Regions from separate parts of the Homo sapiens genome. Here region 2 is linked to region 1. A link is a contact called in ENCODE POLR2A ChIA-PET data. All regions are on one chromosome and are shown on one strand. The core of a region is the stretch at or near the end of the contact, and the rest is flanking DNA. Distances in the headings are between cores, read along the strand shown.

Evidence for each region. ChIA-PET counts read pairs that join two places held with the same protein, here RNA polymerase II (POLR2A).
Region 2: POLR2A ChIA-PET joins it to region 1 with 11 read pairs in activated CD8-positive, alpha-beta T cell. The contact joins the promoter of H1-10 here to the enhancer-like site in region 1. POLR2A ChIA-PET finds 5 or more read pairs at or near these places in 5 of 52 experiments (CD4-positive, alpha-beta memory T cell, activated CD8-positive, alpha-beta T cell, activated naive CD4-positive, alpha-beta T cell and 1 more).

Annotation. Positions count from the first base shown.
Region 1 is chr3:128,786,694-128,790,214 of GRCh38, reverse strand. The region is part of intron 1 of RAB7A (RAB7A, member RAS oncogene family); the gene reads right to left. Among named protein-coding and RNA genes, the nearest start is that of MIR12124, 58 kb to the left of the region's middle. Within about 2 kb of position 1,299, at least 10 of the 41 ENCODE cell types and tissues checked have a DNase peak (open chromatin) inside an H3K27ac peak, as active enhancers do.
Region 2 is chr3:129,314,373-129,317,615 of GRCh38, reverse strand. H1-10 (H1.10 linker histone) reads left to right here and starts at 1,330. Exons shown (of 1, transcript NM_006026.4): 1 at 1,330-2,845. The coding sequence starts at 1,714. The coding sequence ends at 2,355. H1-10-AS1 (H1-10 antisense RNA 1) reads right to left here and starts at 1,345. Exons shown (of 5, transcript NR_026991.1): 1 at 271-1,345. RefSeq lists silencers at 852-1,191, 1,992-2,121, 2,502-2,791.

The DNA of each region.
Region 1 (3,521 bases), core at 50-2,549:
TCCACATCTTCTTTCACCAGGACATTGATGGCTTTAAACTGGCAAAAGTTAAAAGGTATATTTTTGTACTTAATGTTCTCCCAGATCAAGAATGGGACACTTGTTTCTAGAAAAGAGCCAGGGGCCAGGCGTGGTGGCTCATGCCTGTAATCCCAGCATTTTGGGAGGCTGAGGTAGGTGGATCACGAGGTCAAGAGACTGACAAATCCATCCTGGCCAACATGGTGAAACACCAGCTATACTAAAAATACAAAAATTAAGCTGCGCGTGGTGGCACGCGCTTGTAATCTCAGCTACTTGGGAGGCTGAGGCAGGAGAATCGCTTGAACCTGGAAGGTGGAGGCTGCAGTGAGCCGAGATCACACCACTGCACTCTAGCATGGGCAACAAGAGTGAAACTCCATCTCAAAAAAAAAAAAAAAAGCCAGGAACAAAACACACTAAATGCAACTTTTGCTACAAGAAGCTGCCCAAGCAGAGTTAGCTTCAAAATGTCCAAAAGCAATTTCTGCTTTTGTTATCAATTTCTATTTCCATCTTCATGGATTTCTGAAGACTGAAATTATTTTTTAAAAGCCTATGGCCAGGCATGGGTGACTCATGCCTGTAATCCCAGCACTCTGAGAGGCTGAGGCGGGCAGATCACTTGAGGTCAAGAGTTCGAGACCAGCCTGGCCAACATGGTAAAAACCCATCTCTACTGAAAATACAAAAATTAGCTGGGTGTGGTGAAACACACCTGTAATAACTACTCGGGAGGCTGAGGCAGGAGAATCACTTGAACCCAGGAGGCAGAGGTTGCAGTGAGCCGAGATCGCATCACTGCGCTCCAGCCTGGGCAACAGAGCGAAATGAAGTCAAAGATTTAAAAAAAAAAAAAAAAAAAAGGCTACAAAGTTTGAAATTTCTAACTGGAAAACAGTTCTCTAAAGCACCGACCACTTCCTCTCACAGGAGAATCTGCAGCCAGCAGAGTAGAAAGGAAGAAAGAGTTACATAAGATCTCTGAGACCTGGTCCTTCAAGGAAAGCATTTTAGATAACATCCATTAATCCATGTATATATTAATATCCTCTAAAAATTTTCTAGAATAAGGTATATTCATAACACATTTCTTTCCTTCTGCCACCAAACCAAACCTCACCAGTGTGCATCGGAAGAAGCTCCTCAGAGCGAAACTACCAGTATTGGTACCAGTATTTGAACGATGAAACAATTCTTTCTTTCAAGTACAATGTTTCTCATAACAAATCAAAAGCTGGCATCTTCCTTTATTCGCCTGCAGTCATCACCTTCTTCATCTATGCCACAGAAAAGCCAAATGGCCACATAAGCAGACAAAATAAGGAAACATGAGCAGGTAAAAAGATCAAGAAAAATATTGTTCAAGGGCTTGGGTGGGCAGAGGTCGGTGGTCAGAAAGAGGTTAACCAGGAATACACAGGGGTACCTAGGGGAAGGGCAAAGGACTGCTATGGTGAAAATGAGGACAGCAGGGAAGGGCTAGGAAGTTGGGGGTCAGTTAGCAATTCGAAAGTCTGAATTCTTGCAGGTAGGATAACAGCTCACGTGGAGGTGAAGGCTTTATGGTGTTGCAGGAATTGAAAGCAAAGTATAGTAGTACCCACTTATCCATGGGGGGTAGGCCCCAAGACCCCCAGTGAATGCCTGAAACACAGCAAGTACCAAACTTGTCATCCGTCAGGACACATTGATGATGTTCATGTTTTCCACCTACAAATTTAATGCTTTTTCCATTGTAACTAACCACTCATCATATACTGTGGCTTTTACCTTTTGCAGTATGAGGTGTCACAGCAAAATTAGCATGATTTTCTTTTTCCTTCTTCACAATTTCAAAGATAGAAAATATGTTCTCACAAATTTTAGCAACCTCGGCATACAATTTTTTCACTTTCCTTATTAAGTCAACAATTTTTACCTTTTCACTTCAAGAGCTTCTCTGTGGCATAACCAAATTGCCAGCATCTTGTGCTTTGGGACCATTATTAAGTCAATTATGAGTTACTTGAACACAAGCATTGCAACATTGATGTGATAACCAAGACAGCTACTAAGTGACTAACGGGCAGGTAGCATCTATGGTGTAGAAACCCTGGACAAAGCGATGATTCACTTCCTGGGTGGGATAGCACAAGCTTCATCAAGCTAATCCAAACAGCACGCAATTTAAAACTTATGGCAGGGTGCAGTGGCTCATGCCTGTAATCCCAGAACTCTGGGAGGCTGAGGCAGGAAGACTGCTTAAGGCCAGGAGTTTTGAGACCAACCTGGGCAACATGTTGAAACCCAGTCGCTACAAAATATTTAATACATTACCTGGGCATGGTGGTACACTCCTGTAAGTCCCAGTTACTCGGCAGGCCGAGGTGGGAAGATGGCTTGAGCCCAGGAGTTTAAGGCTCCAGTGAGCTATGATCGCTCCACTGCCCTCCAGCCTGGGTGACAGAACAACCCTCTGTCTCAAAAAGCAGACAAACAAAAAGAAACTTAAGAATAGTATTTCTATAGTTTCCCGTTTAATATTTTCAGACCACGATTGACTGCAGATAAAGAGGATTACTATATCTGCAAAGCCATCAAAACAACAGTGTAAAATGCAGGAGATGAAATTGAACCAGGTGTTCATCACATCCACAGTCAGACAGCAACGAAGTGGCAGAGCTGGAATTACCAGGAGTGTCAGCCCAGGTCCTACCATGCCATTTTGCAGTACCAGCTCTCACCCAAAGGAGGATTCTGGCTTGTGAGGGCTGGGACTTTTAACAAGTCTTTTATGGCAATTCAGGCATACACACCAAGTTTGGAAACCACTGATGTGAAGAGTCTACAACTACTGTTCTGATTTACATGTTGTGCCCGATCCAAAACCGTAATGATAGCACTAGATATTTGAACAAATGCTAAAGGTTCAACAAAGCCATGACAGTTAAACCAATTAATGTTCTATAGTTTGTTAACATTTTTAGTTGGTTGGTGTTTCCAAGTTGCCTGTCTGCAACAACTGGGTCCTAATCACAGTTGGCTTTTCTGCTCCCCTGCACTGTTCCCACCCTAACTATGGTATCAAATTGTAGAAAACTCAGGAAGGTACGAAAGAATGAAGACAAAAAGCTACTGACAATTCCATCTCCCAGAAGCAATCACTATTAGTATTAGAGTATATGTCTTTCTAGTTTTCCTTCAAATGGTTGAGGTTATATACCATGTATAACTTTGCATCTTGCTTTTTCTATATTAAATATCTTCCCATGTTATTAACATTAAGGTTGCATGATATTCAGCACATGGATAATCTCAAAATTTCCCTTGCTGCTAAGTATGCATTGTTTTCAATTATGATGAGATGAACCTACATATACACTCTGTCAGCATAATCTGATCAGACTCACAAATGTTTTAATCACTCGGCATTTCTTGGATTAGTAGAATACATTTCATCCATGTGTCTCTCATTCTGCTGATGGTCTTTGCCTACCCTGCCTACTAGAATGTGACTT
Region 2 (3,243 bases), core at 81-2,580, 530 kb before region 1:
GCCTGCTTGGGCCCAAGGCCACAAATGCACCAACCCACCCCCTTTTCAGGGCCTTTTACTCTGTCCACCTGTAAATGTTCCTGTCTCTCACTCTGGGAACCCCAATTCGCCAGCGTCCTGTCCCCCCTCACCCCTCCATCGCTTTTCTATGCTGGGCCTCTGGAGACTGTCTCCTGCCTGCAACCCTGCCACCCCCCAGCCCCAGCCCCACTCCTGTGCCCTACATCACCTACCCCCAAAGGGATCCCCTCTCCTACCCGAGCATCTTACCCTGGCCTCAGCTTCCCCAAGTGGAGGCTGCAACGGCTTCAACAAAAACTGTCCTGTGCCTTCTCTGCACCCCCAATACTGGAATCAGCAGAGATCGGGCCGCCAGCCTTGCACAAGCCCCCCCGGGGAGGGTGGGGCCCGGGACCCTCTCCAGGACATGGTCTCCTTTGCTGTGTTCCCGCCATCATTTCCCTGTGCACGGGAGAGGGGGAGGGGTGCACCCAGGAACTAAGAGCGAATCCCTTCCCCATCCTCTCACAGGAATTCCTCTGGGTGTCACAGCCTCACCCCCGCCCACCCTGTCCCACCCTGGAGCCCCCATTTGGCTTTGGGGGGACCGGCGGCAGCTACTTGTGGATTACAAAATGAGGCCCTGGGAACATCAGCGGCAACAGGGTGGGGGGAGCGGCGAGGCAGTGTCCCTAGAGAGGTCCTGCCGTAGTCCTCCATTCCCCGGGTTGTGCCTAGGCTCCCAGAGGCACAACCAGAACCCGGGGTGCAGCTGGAGAGTGCCTCCCATCCGCCATCCCCTTTGGATGGGGCGGAAAACCCCCGAGGATGTCCTAGCGCAGTTCACGTTGCCCCAGCCGACCACGTGAGGGCGCGCCCTGTGTTAGTTTGGACAAATTAAAGCTCCTCTTGCGGGCAGGCCTGGAGCCCCCCGGGCCGGGACAAGGCTCGGGTGCCCGTGGCGTTCTCTGGGTTGCCGGCCGCCAAGCTCCCGGCCGTGGGGCCTCCTCTGGGGCCCGCGCTATTGGCCTCCAAACGAGGTGCCCCCCTCCTCTCGCGCTCCCGCAGCCTAGGGTGCACCTCTCCGTTCGCCTTTGCTGAGCCCTTCCAGGACGCAAGTCGCCTCTCCACTGCGCCGGGAGCTCAGGCCCTGTCCGGGGCGCCCCGCTGCGGGCGCGGCGGCGCTGGAGAGGCGCGGTCCGAGAAGCCAGCGGCCGGAGAAGGGGCTCCAAGAAGCACAAGTTGGCGCTGGCCCCGGACCAGGCTGTTGTTGTTCTCAACGTGGTCCGCCATGAAGCTATAAAAAGCCGAGAGAAGCGCCCTCCCGCCAGAGCGCAGCGCGCACGCCCAGCGAGTTCCAGAGGCGCCAGTGGAAGCTGCGGCGGCGGTGTCTCGCGTTCGGCGGGATTTCTCTTCGCTCCGGCTCGGCCTAGGTCTACGTCCCCAGCTCCAGCCGCCGGCTCGGACTCGGTCTCTGACCCCCAACTCGGTCCCCTAGTCCGGCCCCGGCTCCGGGCCCCCCAACCCTCGCTCCGGCCCGGCCCGGCCCCCACCCCAGCCCTGCCGCCCGGCCCCAGGCCCGGCCGCGGCCGCTCCCGCCTGGAGCCGCCGCGCGCCCCCAGCCCCCCTGCACCCCCTCGGCCCCTCGCCTTCCTCTTCCCGGCGCGGCCCCCCGGCTTCCGCGCGCCGCCCGCCACCAATCCTCTTGCTACCATGTCCGTGGAGCTCGAGGAGGCCCTGCCAGTGACGACCGCCGAGGGAATGGCCAAGAAGGTGACCAAGGCTGGCGGCTCGGCGGCGTTGTCCCCATCTAAGAAGAGGAAGAATAGCAAGAAGAAGAACCAGCCGGGCAAGTACAGCCAGCTGGTGGTGGAGACCATCCGTAGGCTGGGCGAGCGCAACGGCTCGTCGCTGGCCAAGATCTACACCGAGGCCAAGAAGGTTCCGTGGTTCGACCAGCAGAATGGGCGCACCTACCTCAAGTACTCGATCAAGGCGCTGGTGCAGAACGACACGCTTCTGCAGGTGAAGGGCACCGGCGCCAACGGTTCCTTCAAGCTCAACCGCAAGAAGCTGGAGGGCGGCGGGGAGCGGCGCGGAGCCCCGGCGGCCGCCACCGCCCCGGCCCCCACCGCGCACAAAGCGAAGAAGGCAGCCCCGGGCGCGGCCGGCTCCCGGCGCGCGGACAAGAAGCCCGCCAGGGGCCAGAAGCCGGAGCAGCGCTCGCACAAGAAGGGCGCTGGCGCCAAGAAGGACAAAGGCGGCAAGGCCAAGAAGACGGCGGCCGCCGGGGGCAAGAAGGTGAAGAAGGCGGCCAAGCCCAGCGTCCCCAAAGTGCCCAAGGGCCGCAAGTGAGCGTGTCGGCCGGTCAGAGCGGCCGGCGTGGGCTTTTCGGTGTTTTTGTTTTTCTACCCCAAGTGACGTAGATTTTGTACGGCTCACGCCGGCCGGGGCCGCGAGGCCTGGTCTGAGCCTCAGGGAGGGGCCCCGGGTCCTCTCAGTCTTTCCCCTCCCCCAACGATGTAGCGTTTTTCGTTGTTTGCTTTAGGTTTTTGAAACAGCCCCGGCGACGCCTCTATTGGCTCTCGGCCTTGGCAACGGCCGTCGTCATGGTTACTGGCCCCTAGGCGCCGATGGCCGAGGCCGCGCCTGCCCACCGGGCGGGGTCGCTGGTTGGCCGGGCCCAGGCGCGCGGGGACGCGGAGGCCGCGCATCCTTTCCCAGCTCCCCACCCTCCTTGCCTTTGGGTGCGCGACAAACAATCGCTCCGGGCTCAGGGCTGCGCGGCTCTTCCCTTCATTCCATGGGCCTTTTTTTGGGCACAATAAAGCGTTTAAACCTTTCAGCCTCTCTCGTTTAATCTGAGTGGAATAGGGATGGGCGCCTTCGGCACGCGGGGTTGGATGGCGGGCCCCTCGGGTCCTTATACCCCAGATCTGTTGGCCAGGGTAGGCCTGGAGCCAGGGGCCTTCAGCAAGGGGTGGGAATTGCTGGCTTGGGACGAACTTAAAGTACCTGGGACAGGGAGATAGACAGGATCGGTCCCTTAGGAGGGATGGATCTATCTGCCCCCACAGGGGGTCCATCGGCCATTGCGGGGAGCGGGATGGGGGAGGGGAGAGGAGGGGGGATTAATGGGTTTTCAGAGTTAATGGTCAGGGACCTAAACTTGGCCTCCAGAGAGGTAGTTCTTACAAAGTCACACCAGACTGGCCTGTAAACTTAGTCATTCTGACTCCAGCG